Linked DNA regions of Mus musculus: region 2 is linked to region 1. A link is a loop called in an ENCODE intact Hi-C map of the cell type or tissue named here. Cell type or tissue: left cerebral cortex. All regions are shown on one strand. Links, peaks and the distances in the headings refer to the core of each region. The heading gives the core; the rest is flanking DNA. Region 1 holds the start of Gm29899 (a long non-coding RNA gene). Region 2 overlaps Gng2 (guanine nucleotide binding protein (G protein), gamma 2).

The links. Hi-C counts contacts between places; a loop is a spot of excess contacts. Peaks named below come from ENCODE experiments on the same cell type or tissue, not always from the same donor. Only the 100,000 strongest peaks of a DNase experiment are listed, where the experiment ranks them.
Region 2: it touches region 1 in a loop (3-fold over the local background); 4 of 42 quality-filtered maps call a loop at or near these places.

Annotation. Positions count from the first base shown.
Region 1 is chr14:19,702,792-19,711,315 of GRCm38, forward strand. Gm17030 (a long non-coding RNA gene) reads right to left here. Exons shown (of 4, transcript XR_874388.2): 3 at 2,559-2,824. Gm29899 (a long non-coding RNA gene) reads left to right here and starts at 5,212. Exons shown (of 4, transcript XR_874386.1): 1 at 5,212-5,362. In left cerebral cortex, for the core only: CTCF peaks have their summits at 3,069 and 3,843 (motif pointing right); DNase peaks (open chromatin) are centred at 3,047, 3,857, 4,306 and 5,113.
Region 2 is chr14:19,940,825-19,949,348 of GRCm38, forward strand. The region is part of intron 2 of Gng2 (guanine nucleotide binding protein (G protein), gamma 2); the gene reads right to left. Among named protein-coding and RNA genes, the nearest start is that of Gng2, 32 kb to the right of the region's middle. In left cerebral cortex, for the core only: no CTCF peak of the experiment used is centred there; DNase peaks (open chromatin) are centred at 4,729 and 5,541; H3K27ac peaks cover 1,215 bases.

The DNA.
Region 1 (8,524 bases), core at 418-8,417:
ACGTGCCTCGGGGAGCAGAGCTTTGGGACATCAATAATGAACTCCGTTTAAGCCTAGGTGATAGAACTACAATCTGAAGATGCTGGCCATGGGGCTTCTGGGTTTCATGTTTTTCCCCCCCTTAGGTTTCAGTTTTGCCTTGATCTAGTCTTTCTTCTCTAAGTTTTTGTTCCTTCCTTTTAGAAAGGGAGTTGTCAATCCAAGCTGTTGTCTGTCTGTTATTACTTTGGGGGTTGTTTTTTTTTTTTTTTTTTTTTTTTAGTGTTTTGTTTTGTTTTGTTTTGTTTTGTTTTGTTTGCATTCACAGCTAAGTGTTTGCCTTGAGTCTCAGAAGAAACTTTGGACTTTGAACTTTTGAATAATGTAAGACTACAAAGATCTTTAAGTCCCACTCAATGCATTGTGCACTGTGAGGTGGGCATGAGTCTATGGGGGTCAGGAACAGAATGGTATATAGTTTTTATGTGGAATGTCTCCCATAGGTTCACCTGTTTGAGCACTTGGTCCCCAGCTGGTGGCACTGATCAGGCTTAGAGACCTTTAGAAGGCAAAGGTCACGCTGGAGGACCCGAGTCCCCAGGGCGGAGAGTTGGCCTTGAGGGTTACAGCCACCCTGCTTCTACTCAATTACTCTGCTTCCTGCCCAGCCACCAGCGTGTGAACAAGCAGCCCTGTGTTCCCACCACAGCAGACCCAGCCTTTCAGTCTGTCACACCTGACTGTTCATGAGGAACTGTAGGCTCTCAAACTGTAAGCCAAAAAATAAATAAATAAATACATTTTCCTATCCCAAGTGGAGAAAAAACCTGAAAAGAATAAAGAAAACTAAAATATTTGGGGGTGTATTTCAGTCTTAGAACATGGACTTAATACATGTGAGAAACCCTGTATCTGGTTCCCAGTACTACATGCATGTAAACACAATGGGCTGAGACAGTGAGGGGGAAACGGCGTAATGTAGAGTAGTTAGTACAATGTGGGCACACGGCAAGGGAAACTCATTAGTGATTACTATCATAATTTGTAAATATATACACAGATATACTAATAAAGCATCAGAGAATGATCGCTGGGGTCTTTAGGATAAGAAGGAACAGCACTGGGCGTTCCCTTGAAAGCAGAAGCCAATAGAGGTGCAGTCGATCCTGAATCGCTGTGGCGTGCATCTCTCGGTTTTACTCAGATTGCATATGCGTTACCCATCACTTCTGTAGAAAATGGCTTTTCACCATCCCCTGTACAGAGTTCTGACCTCATCCCTCTCCAATGGACCACAGGTACTGGTTTCTGTTTGCCTCTGATTTCAAAGCTGAGCTGCTATAAAGAGCTTATATAGGGCCTGGAGCATAAACTAGAGGTCTGAGAATGCCATCTGTACGTCTGGATCCAGATGAGCCTGTAACCCAGCAGACTCCAGATGTCTCCAGCTTATAGTTTAATGGCACTCCTTTTTGCTTATTTGGGTTTGATTTTCATTCCTGATACAGTTGTAGACACTGCTGGAGTGTATCTCTAAGTTGTGATATGTAAGGAGCTCATACTTTATTATCCCAGGAATATTTTAATCTACTTGCCATTTTCCTCTGAAGAACTGTGCCTGCCTCCAATCCTTCTGCCAGATCAAGCGTCACCGTTTGTTCAAGTTAATAAGAAATGGAGATGTGATTGAAAATCGAACCTAACCAGTTGTACAGTCTGATGGCTGTCTACATCAAACTTTCTCTCCACTCTGAGATAAGAGTGTTCTCAAGGGACTGAAGACATGGCTCCGTGGTTAAAGGCGCTCACCCACTTAGTGGCTCACAACCCCAGTTCTGAGGAGTTGTGAACCCTCAGTTCTGGAACCCTCTTCTGGTCTCTGTAGGCACCAATCACGGCATGCAGACAAAACAGTCATACATATGAAATAAAAATAAATAAATCTTTCAGTATGATTTCAATCTCAGTGTATCTCTGATATTTAGATAAAAATCAGAAAAAAATAGAAACTTTTACTTTAAGTGCCTTTAGGAGCATTACCACCAAAGATCTTGATCTAAGTCCTCCGCACCCATCCCCAGCCTCAAGTGGTCACAAGTCCTTTTCAAGAAGAAAACACTTTTGAAATACCAGCTACTCAGCAAACAGAAGCGGGAAGACTACAAGTTCAAGGCCAGCTTATCTACAGAGTGAGTTCAAGACCAGCCTGGGCAACTTAGTGAGACTCTCTCCAGAGAAAAGACAAAGGATGCAGTTCTGGGATACAGTGCTTAGCTGGCGTGTGCGGGATCCGAATTCAATCGCCAGCATTCCGAGAGAACAAAGCAAAACGCCTAGCTTTCCTTTCCACAAAACACAAAATTAATGCACAATGGCTCCTACATAAAGGAAACGAAGGGGGAATGGAACTTGAATTCTAGTGGAGAAATTTTATATCCAAGCAAATCCCTTTCAAGCCATGATTAGGTAGGTGCTCCTGTCAGCACAAACCGTGGTCCATAGTTACTCAAGAAGAACCACACTTTCCCAAGTAGGGTGTACAGCAGAAAAGCAAGGCCCCAAGGAAGGGAAGAACTTACCTGACCTGCGTCTCTCTGTGGGAGAAGGAAGGATGGACGAGAGGTCTATGCTCCAAGTCAAGGCTAATCCTAGGAAAAGGTGAGGCAGCCCCTCTGCTGCTCTGTGCCCAAAGGTGTGGACAAAGTTCCTGTTCTCACAGCTCTCTGCAGTTGGGGAAGACCCACCAAACAGGGTTTGCAGTGTAGAGTGACTCGCACCAAAGACCGAGAGCAAAGGACAGGGTACCATGGCCATGTCTTCAGCAGCCAGGGACATCTGAAACGATCTGGTGGTGAGAGAAAACTAACTTAGAAGAAGGGAGTACTTTGCTGAGCCCTCGGAAAGCGGCGGAGGCAGGCGAAAACAAGTGAAAAAACGGTTTTCTCCAGTATTTTAGTCACAGAAGGACCCAACACAAGCAAATGTGGGAGATGTGGCTGTAAAATAACAGGTCGCCGCATCCCCATGGAAACCACAACCTAAGGAGAGCCCTGTTGTTGCCGGCTGTACTGTGGGCGACCCTCCGCTAGGGGGAGGAGGATAACACGCAGGCGGTCTCCCAGCGGGCTCCAACTCATCCTGATCTGTGTCGGTTGTCCATCATCTCTCAGAAGAAGTTGTAGACGAAATTACTGTGTGGGCCACTGAGCAGGAAGGTTGTCTAGAAGTATGTCTTCAAAATATACTTCCCAGATTCCCGGAGGCCTTGATTCATGACATGGGGTCCTGTTTTCTGTGTTATTTGCACCTTTCTTTGCCTACCTCCCCCTCCCTTCCCCTCCCCTTAGCCCCCTCCCCCTCCCTCTCCCCCTCCCTTCCCCTCCCCTTCGCCTCTCCCCCTCCTCTCTCTCTCTCTCTCTCTCTCTCTCTCTCTCTCTCTCTCTCTCTCTCTCTCTCTCTCTCTCTCTCTCTCTCGGATTTAGGGACTTGGGCTTAGGATATAATTTTCAAAATGGCCCTAATTATATTTTTTGTCATATGTACTACATATTTAAGTGAAGCCGTGTCCTCAGTACTGACGATTGATTATAAGATCAAACTATCGATCAACTCTGTAAACGTTTAAGATGCTCCACATCCTGCTGACCATCTTGGTATAAAAACCATTACCTCGCAAATTTGTTTCCATCTTTACCAAATGATAAATTATATATGTACGCAAAAGAATCACTTTAAAATAAACTTCCTTATTAGTATGTGATGCCAATTTTATAAATTTAGCCATGAAATTTTCCTGTCACTCGAGGGAAAGGCAGCCCTGGACTTGAGACCTAAAAGGGACTTTTTCCAGTTTCTCCTCTAGAGGGCGCCAGAGGTCTTCTGCCAGCCAGGGACGGTGACCGCCACCAAGAACCTCCTTCTGCAGACCTGGTTCACATTGCTGCCTTCATTCTGTTTCATCTTAGTTTCAGGTAGAAGTGGACAGACAGGAAGAAATAACAGAGAAAGACATGTAAGCAGCTCAAGACTCTTTAGGGCTTAAGAGTAGTTTCTAAGATCTGTCAGCAGAGTCTCTGCCTCTCCTCCTGTGTTTCCCTTTGGCACATCTCTTTAACAGCACTTATACCCATAGAGCCCTTCTGATTTCCAACCGATTTTCCCAAGTATTATGTCCTAAGGGCCTCAGACTTCTGTGAAGACAGCAGAGAAGGCTCAGAGGCCCGCATTGCCTTTGGCAAGCAGGGTTGTTTTATTTGGGACACTGAGCTGGTAGAGACTCCCCCACTCAGCTAAACCAGGACCAGCTCCATTTGTGTATGAGGAGGATCAAGGAGCCAGCTTTGGGGTGGGGCCTGAGAATGAGCCTTCTCAACCACTAACCTCAGATGCTACCAGTCCAGAGACTGAGAACGGCTTTAACACACACCACATGCTTGCTAATTTGATCCACGCCCTGTAACTGGATGGGTGTTGTCCATGCCTGTGGAGGGACTCACCTCAATGGCCAGTCTGTTTCCCTGCTGAGGAAGGTTGGTAAGTGTAAATACTGGGTTCCAGGGGCACATTCACAGAACTTGGTGCTGTCCAGAGCAGGCTCAGGGCTTCTCTGCTCCTGGGGCTGACTGTCTTTCAGAGGTTTCTTTAATAGCAGGCAGGGGTGCTTGACAACTGTTCCTTGGACGGTGTTTCCCATTTAATGGGGCAGGAGCTGGTTTGAGCCTATAACTGGGGAACTTACCCCGCTACAGCTACGTCATGGTTTCCCTCCCCGTGCATCAGTCTCTGCCCCCCCCAACCCCCCAGCACTGAGTAAAGGGTTTCCTCCTCCACACAAGCTACTTAGGAAGCACGCTTATTTGAGCTTTACATGGACTATAATGTAAGGAAACAGGAAAAGAGGACCCTCCCTGTTCTCATCTATGGCATAGTGTAGAGATAAAAATATCCTTGAGTGTATCTAAAATTATCAGAGGAGAAACAGAAAATGCCAAATTTCACCTCTTTAGAATTCTCTGTGTAAATGCTGTTGGGTTTCCAAAAATAGTAAACTTCAGCCTGCCTCAAGAGAACTATTTTTTTTTTCTTTTAACATTGTCTCAATGAGTAACTGCTAGAGCTATAAATAAGATCCTGGCTTCAAATCCTGTCGCCAGCTTAAAGGAATTTACAGTCAAGTCCCCACTTGTTCATAATTAACTACAGTATCACACCAGGCAAATCAAAGTCCACACACACAGTGCGGGAGGTGGGGGAGAGGAGCTCGTTTTCACCTAGGGAAGACGAATGACAGCCATAGAAGAAGAGGCATCATCCTGTCTCTAAATGGCAGGAGGACTTTGTATAAGCCTTCCAGACAATGGAAGCCATGTGGGCGAAGACTCAGGTAGGTCCTTTCATCTGCAGACTGTGCAGAGCCTATGAGTGGAGTGAGCGCCACAGCCGTGGCACTGACGACAGAAGAGCAGTTCTGACCTGGGAGAGACCTGCACATGGGTCAGAGCCATGCTGCAGAAGGAGTAAGGCAGCTTTCAGGAATGAGCAGAGAAGAGTGGAACAGTAAGAAAGACACCCCTCTGTGCCCCAGGCTGACAGTTAGAAAGCTGTTTGGGGAACACGGGTTCACTATCTTTGCTGTGACAACTGACTCCTTGGACTTTGGTTTTCTTGCCTGGTGCTGGGTAGCGCCCTGTGATTCTGTGATTCTGAAGGCGTTATGTTTGGCAAGCATGACTCTGGCTTAACTCACTCCTCGCCCTTCTGATTCCCCAAAATGATGCGATTCTGTTTGGCGAAATAAAACGCAACCAAAATTCCTCTTGATCCAGCTGTGGTTTGGGGACTGGACTGAGAAGATGGAATTCTTAACTTAAAACTGAGTTCTGACCCATCTTCTTAGGAGCCGACCTCTGTCATAGCAGCCTTTCAAACATGATGTAGAAGCGATATTCATCTTACTGGGCCCGTAGACATGAGAAGGTATGTCTCCAGTTCTGAAAATGAGCAGAACTTATGTTGTATCTTACAAACACAAGGGGCAGAGACCAGATTTCATGACTATTACTAGAAATCTCAGACAATGGATGAATCGCCTAAAGCATCACTTGAGTCAGAAAGCCAAGTATCTAAAAGCCAAGTAGCTAAACCCTTAGCATTTATCTCAGAATACTCGGGGCAACCTAAGTGGGCTGCAAGAGCCCCCAGGTCTTGGCCTGTGTGGGGGGCAATGGTCCAGCTCCGGCTCCAGCCAAAAACAATCTAATGAGCACCTTTTGTTCTCTGGGGGCTGGGGGTGGGGGTGGGGGGACAAAGCTCCGGCCACAGAGAAGATTCAAGGGAGAAAAATGAATCACCAGCTACCAGGAAACACCAGGAGCTCTCTAAATAGAGTGAAATCCTGTACAGGGGTGAGGCAAATGTTTTAGGAGCTGCAACGGAGACAGGCTAAAGAAAGAGACCCTCCAGCAATACAGCAAGGGAACAAAGCCAAAGCCACACGCGCTCCGGGTAGGAGCTATTCCTAGGACCCTTAGTGACATTCCCCAGCAGCTGCCCCGGTTCCCGGTGTCCACCATGACTAGCAGCATCTGCTTAAATATGTGGAGACTGTCTCCACTGTTCAGTCCTTGTCCAAATTGGCTTTGTGAATGAAAGGGCTGTGCTTGCAGTTGGCGCATGCGCCTTCAAGCAGCACAGGGACCATCAACCTCTGACCTCCACAGGAGCGGCAGCTCTCTGAGGGATCCATCTGTGGCCTGGGGAGGTTTTAAACACTCTTTGCTAGCTTTGAAGCCTGGAGCATCATGGGATTTGAGCTGAATCTCTTTTGATGACCTGTACATCTTTAATTAATGTGGTTTATTATTTTATATCATCCTTACTCTAACTAAGCTCTTCATTCTGTTTCGGGGTCTTCTGTGGTGTTTCTAAATAAGTCTTTTTTCAGTAGACCTTTATAAAGTTAACAGTTTAAGTTTATAAAGGTTAGCAGGGAGACATAAGGAAATATCATAATGAACTGGCAGGGACTAACTTATTTCTACCAGTGTTCTGCCAAATTTGTTCTGCCCTGCCCAGTTTTTCTCTAGGTATACTAAGTGGATCCCAAATGTTACAAAGGTCATCTGTGAGTGATGTGAAACCCACTGATAGCACATTAAAAAGAATTAACACCGATATTTCTACATCTATAACAATGGGGGTTTTTTTGTAACATAAAATATCCAGCATCCCATTCTCTTTTAAACTTTAGAGGGGGCAGCCATGGCATGGATGTAGAGGTCAGAGGAAAAAACTTGTGAGAGTCAGTTTTCCCCTTCATTCACCATCATGTGGTCATTGGGTCACTGGGTCACTGGGTCACTGGGGCATGGGGTCATGGGGATGGAACCCAGAATGTTAGGTTTCTACTGAACCATCCCTCCAAACCTCCACTTTCTCTGCTGTCTTTAGAGGTGGGCTGTTTGAGATCCACCAGAGGTCCATGCACAGACATTTGTCCCTGACCTTTGTACCACGCTCTTTACTTGAAGAAGGAATACGGTCATGGGTACTATGGAATTTCCCTCATTTCAGACTGGCTTGTTGCGTTCTTGTGGTGTGTTTGCAAAGAACTGTCATTCCTTTTAATTGAGAAATGAACTTAGAGACCACAGTCTCTGCTCAAGGTGTATTCTTTATTCCTAGATTGTCATTGTTTACAGTGTTTTGTTTTCAGAAAGAAGAGAGTTGAGGAACATATATACATTTGAAAATGAGAGGCAAGGACTTTCTGTCTTGACATCTTTAAAAGCTTAGTTTGCCTGTCTGCTGATAGTGTATTTACTAATTTTAGCGTGTCACACATCCGTAGTTTTAAAATCTCAGAATCCATGTTACTTACAATGAAAGTTCTGAACATAAATATGTTGGTTAGGTTTTGTTTTGTTTGGTTTATTTTTGTCTTTGTCAACTTGACACATATTAGGGTCATCTGGGAAGAAGGGACCTCGATTGAGAACATTTCTCTTTCAGATTAGCTTATAGGAGAATAGGAACATTTTTTTCTTTTGCTTAATGGTTGCTATGGGAAGGGCTAGCCCATTGTAGGTGGTGACATCCCTTAGCAGATGATCCTGGGTTGTATAAGAAAGCAGGTTGAGAAAGTCCTAAGGAGCAAGCCAGTAAGCAGCACTCCTCCATGGCCTCTGGTTCAGCTCCTGCCTTCAGTTCCTGCCCTGATTTGCTTCATGATAAACTGTAAGCTGTAAGATGAAATGAACTGTCCCCATCTCTAAGTTGCTTTTGATCAAGTTTATCACAGCACAGAAACCTAACTGGAACTCAGAGTAAGATTTCTTTGCAGGAGTCCTGTAGAGACAGTATCGTCGTCTCTTAAGAATCCAGGGGTGTTGATGATAGTGCCTTTTTTATATAATAATGCTTTCCTTCATTCTTTTGTTTCTGGTTTTACTCTTCAGACTTCTTTAAGTATCTGCTGAAACCTGGTTGTTGTTTCAAAGATAAAAGATGCTTAAAACATCCTTGTTAGTAATAGGGAGATAGTTTC
Region 2 (8,524 bases), core at 152-8,151, 240 kb after region 1:
CCAACAGAAGCACACATACACAATCCCTTCATGAATGTATACACACACACAAAGTGTGCATTTACACACACGTCGTACCCCATGCATCCTACACACAGCTCACTGGCCAGCAAGCAGCAGGATTTATTACTTTTTTCAGATGCAGACAAAATCTTTCAACTTAGAGAAACAATGAATAACTTTCCCTGCCAACGACAAATGCAGCATTGCATATTAAATCCTAAGTGTCTGAAGCTCTGTTCTCCAGCCCTTGGTTTTGTATGATAATCTACATTTCTATCTGTAACTCTATCTACCGCACACCATTTTGAATTGTGGCATTCTACAATGGACTTTAAAGACGAGTGTGTTTAATCTTCCTCGACTTCCATGAGCTGTTTCAGAAATTAATTCTTATCGACTAATTTTAAAGTGAGTTTGTTATCATTTAGACAGTATCCTTTCTATCAGTATTTCTATTGAAATTGTTAAATTGGTTCATATTAATTAACTTGGTGGTGGAATAGAAAGATAAAAATAGGTTCAGTGGCTGCAAGTTCGGAAGAAAGATAAAGAGCCTGAGCCTAGGGAATAGCTGCAACAATGTCTCCCTCAGGGCCGGCCGCTGAAGAAATTAATAAAATAGCATGCAGATTGCTGGGAGGACTGCATTTGTCCCCAAGAGCTCTTCAGCGTGTCCACCCTTTCTCCCCTCTGCCCCATTAACAGTTATCCTTATTCAAATTAAGACAGGAATGAAGAATAAAACATTTGCAAGCAATACATTTCTCCCTTTAGAGTTGTTTGGCCATGACAGAAGAATTATAAATATTGTTGTTGTTTTAAATCAACATTATTTTGGGAAGAGATGAACTATGGGTTATATAATTTAGCATATATAACTTCTGATCTCTCAGCACTTTCTAAAATTTTCAATATGTTCAAAAAGAGGCTTCATTGTTATGGTTTTTTTTTTTATGTTTTGGGGGAGATTTTACTTCTCATGGCAACAAAATTAAGCTAATTGGGGCTAGAGAGATAGCTTGTGGTTAAGAGCATTTGTTCTTGCAAAGGACCCAGGTTCTACTCCCAGCATGCACATGGAAGCTCACACTGTCCAGAACTCCAGTTCCAGGGGATCTGACACACAACTCTGTGACATCTATGAGCACCAGAAATGCACATGGCACATAGATATACATGCAAGCAAAATACTCATATACATAAAATATACATCTAAATTAAAAAAAAAAACAAGATAATTAATATAAGCCTCAAAGGAGGGGCTGTCCAGAATTTGTGATGCTCCAGTCAGGAGCTGCAGGGCAGGAATGGATTGGTCGGGCTACCTCTTCCAAACTTCCCTGTTGCAAACTCACTTTTGCCAGATGGGTCAGGACCAGACTTGTGTGGCACAGAGAAGAGCGGCATTCAAAGCGCAAGCCTCATTCCTTGGCAATCAGTGTGTTCTTGGAGGTCTCTTCCATAGAAGAGATATGTTTACAGACAGCTCAGCAAAGACCTGGTCAGGAAAGTCTGGACACAGCTACACTCCCTTCCCTCTGCCCCCATCTCTCCTCATTTCCTTCAGAATGTCTTTAGGAGGTAGTGGTCACTCGCTCAACCTATCTTATCTCTGCCAGTTCCCTAAGGTTTTGCAGCAGGAGCGTATAGGGGGAGAGTTGACCTTGGCAAAGTGCTGCTGCTGACTGCAGAGATGGCAGGGCTGGTGACAGGCAGCAGAGATAGGCCTCATTAGGAGCGTGGGCCTTCTACAGTGAATGAAGCATTTGCAGTCAGTTCACATCAAACCGTTTTTAGTTATTTTTAATTCAGACAAAGGACTTTGCCTGGCCCTTTGTGGCTATTGTGCTTCTCCCATCAGGTTTCTGTGGGAGCTGTTGCTTTAATCTCTCTCTCTCTCTCTCTCTCTCTCTCTCTCTCTCTCTCTCTTTCTCTCTCACTTTGTTTCACATGACTTGCATCTTTCACTTTTATTGAGTGAGGATGAAGAAGCCCATAAGAAGCCCATGAGACCACCTCACCCTCAGGGCGACTCTGTTGGAGCAACTGTCATCTGACCCTGGTTACTGTCCCTGAGAGGAGGACCTGACCAGAGGCCCCGGTGTGGAGCAGCAGCTGTGTGGAACCTGAGTGCAAGTCAATGACTACTTAGGGTGGGTGGGATATGTTGAAATCTTTCTCGAGTTTCCCCAAATGAATAGCCATCTTGCTTGGAAATTTAGTTTCCTAAAAGTACAATTGCAGATGTTAATATCAATGCCTTGGGGGGCTCATGGTCCTAACAGTGGCTGCACTGGAAAAGAAGTATTTGGAATGTCATCTGGCCTTACTTTGCAGAGGTTTCAGGGTTTCTTCCACACTGGAGTTTGAAATGTTACCAGTCCAGCTTCAGCATCTTCCCTTGGATGCTAATTTACATGCATATGTCATGTCTTTAATGAATCCTAGGAAGACTATCTATTAAGTTATTGGGTTTTTAAAAAATTATCTGTTTTATTGGCTCAAGTATTAACATGCCCTACCATTATTTTAAAGTTAAGAATCTATATTTGAAAAAAGTTAAAAACAAAAACAACAACAAAAAAAAACCAACTATGTCTCACTATAGGAATGGATCAACTTGATCTGGATTTTTTTAGAGCTTATTTAAGCCATCTAACTTATTTGATCCTATGATTAATAAACATGCTTACCTAATTAATTAGCGAGTCTAATTAGTTCTCCATATAACCATGCAGTCCCTTTGTTATTTCTAAAAAAAATCCTCAATTGTTACATTGTGATTTTCTACAACATAGCTTTCTTTTTGTTCTCTCTCTCTCTCTCTCTCTCTCTCTCTCTCTCTCTCTCTCTCTCTCTCTCTCTCCTCTCTCACGTAGACTGTTATTCAGATGGTGGGGTTTTATAGCCTGTTAATTTTCATTGAGACTTTTTAGTGATTTCAAATCAGATCACTCTAAAGTTCACTGGTCTCCTTTCCCTATTCTTCTGTTCTCTGGAGTCATGGATTTTAAAAATGAAGTGTATATTTTGGAAATGTCCTCTCAGACTCTGAAGGCTGAGTGTACGTTAATATGGGGTATTTGTTGGATTCTGTTGGCTTTAATAGCCCAAGGAATGTCATCCACACCCTTAGGCCATTAGTGTCTCAGAAGTAACCATGTTCTACTTACAAATTCCAGCCTTTAGTAATGAGCGCATATAAAACAACTATAGATTGCTTTGCATGATAACAAAATTCCTTCAATAAATGATAGTCCTTATCTAACAGCAGTGTACATCCTGCAGGTTTGTCAGAAAATGAGCTTCTAACCAACAGATAAGATTCTGCTTCAAGGAGCATTTACACTTAAGTATAATAATTCATCTCCTCTATTCAGATTGCTTTTAGCAAAACTGTGGCTGTTTGAGAACCGAAAAAAATATCATTCTTGCTCACAGGCAGCTTCAAGCATCCCTGACAAGCACTGTGACACTGGCCGGAGCCCATAGCGGCATAACCTTAAGCATACTATAGTAACATATTGCATAATACATGCATATGGAAATATTACTTTAAAATATCTGGAGAAAAATAAGGAATCTATATTTAATTACTCTGGATGAAGGAAAAGTCCCTGTGCGAGGCAAGAAATGAAGAAGCCACACAAAATAGACATGTGACTAAAGATAAAAACAAAAAGAAAATCATTATAACTAAACTAAAGAGCAGTGGTGGTCAGGGAAGTAGATAACTGTATTAAATGGGGCAAAGTATGATCATCACCCAACTAAAACTCAATGCAAATGGAGTCAGACAACCTTGTAGAAACACAGACAAAAGGTAAGAAATGACAGCCCACAAAAGAAGAAATGCAAATGACTAATTAAAACATAAAAATATTCTCAGCCACCACAGATTTCAAGAGGACACAAATCCTAATAATATCCATCTTCATGTCTCTCTGCTCAAGCCACACAGCCCACCTTCCCGCCTTCCCGCCTTCCCGCCTTCCTCTTCCAGGCACTCTTCCTGTGACTTTCACTCTATGGATGACTAGAATAAGACCTAGAGACACACACTGTGGCACCTTGCCTTCCAGGGCCAAGATAGAATGAAAGGTTGTGCAATATTGTTTCCAAGGGTGCCCGAGGTTGGAAAAGAAACAGAAAACAGTAACAAAAGGCACGCACCACTATAAAGGTTTTCAAGTCACCTTGGAAAAACAAAACTTGTCAAATTACAGCAAAAAAGCAAAGGCAAAATTTCTGAGCAGAGGCATGCTGGGTTTGCGCTCCTCTTAGGTTGGCAGCACCTTGGACTCACCTTCAGGTTTACAGTAAAAGGCATCAAAGTTCAACCTTGGCGAGTAAGATTTTCTCAAGGAAAGTGAGAGGAGACTTTTCTCCCCTGTAAACTGTGAGCACAGTTTACACAGAAACGCAAGCTTACTGAGTTAGACCTGGGGCGGAAGGGGGTGGGGGGCTGTACTTGCAGTCACCACAGTAGCGAGTGGTGGTCATCCTGCAGCATGACACAGGGAGAGCTAAAGGGGCGTTAAAGGAGGCAATGAATTCCCAGCTCAAGGACGACAGTTTGAAAAGGCAGGAAGCCTGTTTTCAGTCCACCCTGCATGGCTGCCGCAACCGAGATTGATTCATTCTTCTTTCTGCTTTGGCTCCTTTTCCTTTCTGGGAGCTGTTCTGAGTGTGTGGACTTCCAGCTCACGCCCTGTTCTGCCACTGTCAGGTATTCAATGTGTCAGCCGGCAGAGTTCAGATGCTTTGTACACAGGCTACCCTGTATCTAGTTAACACAGTGAAGCTAGGGGAAAGGGCGCTTGGATAATCAGCTCTGTACTATTTTTAAAGGAAAGAAAAAGACAAAAAAGTCAAATGGTAACAAGTCCTTTATGATTTAAGTAAACCAAAGCAACATGGCAGTGCGCCTCACTTCTGCCAGTGAACAGCATCTACCTGCAGCTGCACAGCTCTGCTACCAATGCTGAACTGTTCTACAGCATGCTCCAGACCTGAAAACAGATGCGACACAAGGAATCCGAAGGAAGATTAAATCAACGGCTGTTCCTGAATGCGTTTTCCCCAAGAAAGTTTCTCATAAGATATGTGTTTTGTTTTGTTTTGTTTTGTTTTGTTTTGTTTTTAATAATAGTGTCAGGCTAGGGAAATGACTCAGTAAAGTGTTTGCCACAAAAACAAAGGACCTGAACCTGGGACCCTAGCATCTGTGTAAAAAGCAAGGTGTGACGGCTCTTCCCTGCAACCCTAGTGCTGTGGACTCAGTGACAGGGATCACTGGCAAGCTATGCTTGCCAAATCGGTAAGCTCCAGGGTTGGTAGAGAGCCTGTCCCAGACAATAAGGCAGATAGCAGTAGAAGAAGACACCCACCATTGATCTCTGGCTTCTACAAGTGCCACACACACGAACACACCTCCACAAGCCCCCGGGTAGCTTTGTTGGGATACAGCCCTAAGTCACGTATCCATCATCAGTATTACACCCCTGGATATTTTCATCATGGCAAAAGCAGAATCATATTCATTTTCTCCTGCCTCCCACCAGCTCTCGACACCTCCAGTCTACTCTGTGCCTCTGTGGCTGTCCTCTTTTTGGATAAGTCAGTGAATAGAACCACACAGTCTGTGGTTTCTGTCACTTAGCACAATGCTCCCTCGTTTACCCATGATGGAGCATGCATCATACCACCATTCCTTCTTGCAGGTGGATAATCACAGTTTCGTTAGCTATTCATCAGGCGGTGACCACTAGGTCTTTCCACCACCTTGCTTGGTTTTAGAAAGCTAAGGACGCTGAAGGAAGCAAGCTTCAGCTTTGAACTCAAACAAAACCAGGGATTAGTAAATGCAATTATTGTTCTGTCTGCACTGTGCCTAGTCTTTGTTTACTGTGTTATTCCAAAAGGACGATAATGGAGCTGTCAGTTGTAATAACATGGGATTTTGAAAAAACAAATGTTATACTACTGGTGAGGAAAAAAGAGAAAGGATTTAAAAATGAATAATATTACCAAGAGGCAAGGAACATTGTCAACTGTAGTTAAGTACTGTCCAGTCTTAAGGAATAAACAGACAATGTAGACAGCATGCCTGCTTCTCAATGTGATTACACCAGGATGAGGAGGGGATCTGGCTTATCATCGTGATAAAGCAATTTGTAAGTGGACGTCATCATTTTCGTGATGATGGCTATGGCTTCATACTGCTTAGATTCCTGGAATCATATTCTTTTAACATATTATTTATTGTATATCAGTTATATATCAACAAAAGTCAGAACTAATGATTTTATAAAGTAAGCCTAGATACTAATCTAATTGCAAGTTTTCTTGATTTAGCTTTGTTTTTGAGACAAGCTCCTGCTCACCTCTAATCTGTGGTTCTCTGCTGTCAATCTCCCACGTGCTGGGATTACAGGGAGGTCCTGCCGCACCCTGATCCACCCATCACAGTACAAACTTTAACTGCATCATCTCAGGGATCAGTTATTCTTGACCCAAGATGTTTAAATACGGATATGCATGTCCCATGACTACTGGATGGAAAGCAATGTCTTCATTTGGCGTAACATAATATCAGTTCATTTTGAAGCAAGTCAGATTCTTCTTATGGTACGCTCATGAGAAGACCTGAGGTAGAGAGAGTTCAGCAACTCACCAAGCTAATGGATATCATCATGATGAGATTTCTTACTTCATACCTGAGGTCCAAGTTCTTTTTATCCACCCAGCATTTTTCATTGTTCCTATTACATTCTCAAGTCTGCCCATCTGGATTTCTCAGGTCAAGAATTTTCTGGTCCACAGAAGAGGTTTAGAGTGTAGGGCAATAATGCATGTTTGTTTTCTTTTGACGGCCATTACCCCTGCCTTTTCTAATTATGAACGTGTACCCAACCCAGTGGATTTATTCTTTCTTAGGGGTTCATTGTAGTTCATTTAGGTTGATCAAAGTAAGAAATATTGGCTTCTTAGGCAATGGAAGGAAATAATTGAACTAATATTTAAAAAAGAAAAAAAGACTAAATAAAAGCCTAGCCTCTCAGCCCTCCAGCTGGACTGAGCACCTCTTTAAGATGGCAGCCATTCCTTTAACTGTGGGAGGCCCCTGACTGTGGGCTACACGAGTTTGTCAATGGTGCCCTGCTACATTACACAGTAACTCAAATTGTTTACTGAAGTTTCCATCCTAGCTCTGAAGGGTGGTCCCGTGATCCTGTAATCTCCTCCAAGCCATAGTGCGGCAGACAAATGAGATCTGTTCAAATGCTACCATTGTATCTGGGGCCATTGGAACACGGGCTCCAGGCTGATTAAGTAAAATCATGTTTGCATTTGCAGGCAAACATGAAACTTACAGGAACACTATTTTCTTGGATGGGAGGGTTACATCAGAGAGAAGTCCAGCCATTTGTTCCACGCAAGACTTTCATTGACAGACCAGGCTGAATATCCTGCATTAGCTGTTCTCCTGGCTCTATTCCCCAGGACACTAAACTGCACGGACTCCAGAGCAGGCAGTGTGGCTCTTTGCCTGCCAGTGGGCTTGGTCAGTGGGGAGCATGCGCAGATTAGAGGAAAACGGAGTATCAGTTCTGTCTACAGGATTACTATATGACCTTCCCTGGTGGCTTCAACTTCACGTCAAAGGTCCCTTCCTCGTTTCTGTTGTTGTTTCAGGCAAAAGGTGACAATGGCAACCACACTTTCCTTTTCATTTTTCCTACTCTGCCCATATCCTTAAAAATTACTCCCTACATTAAGCTCTGCTGAAATGCACCAATTTGAAGGTCCCAACTGGTCCCAATACAGCTGGCATTTTATGCAGCTTGAGATCGCAGAACCTTATTCGTAATATGAACTTATTCTAAGTTCACAGCTTATCTGAATGTATTGGTATCCATCATGTCAATCACTGCAAGGCACATAGGTGAAGGCAGGGATGTGTGTGGGCGTCTGCCAGCACAGAGTCAACCTCATGCCCACAGACATTGGTAGCTCTGGTGACACATCCTCATGGTCTTGGGATTCCAGTGAAGGAGACAGACATGTTTCCTAGATTTTCAAATGTGACAAGTGCAAAGCCTGTTGAGGTTGGTGGGTCATTCTCCTTCATATTTATAAATCATATTTCCACACTGGCTTCAACCCTTTTATAAACAATCTCATATCAGACTGAGACCTTAAATGACTTTAGGGAGGTTCTAATTATCAAACATTAGAGAAAAAAAAAATGGATGTTCAATACAATAAACACTTCCGAAACAGCAAAGCCATGGTTTTGTGGAGGCTCCATCTGTTTTCTCTCATTGGAATGCATTATCATATATAGTGAAAAATACTATAAAACTGAAATATGACTCTAAATCATGAATAAATTATCATCTCAAGACTCTGAGCTTCTGGCAAGATATTCTCTTTGAAGAAGGTGAATTCTGAGCCTATCTAAATCACAAAATAGCCAACTTCCAACTTCCCAAAATGTCTACACAATGCCATTCTA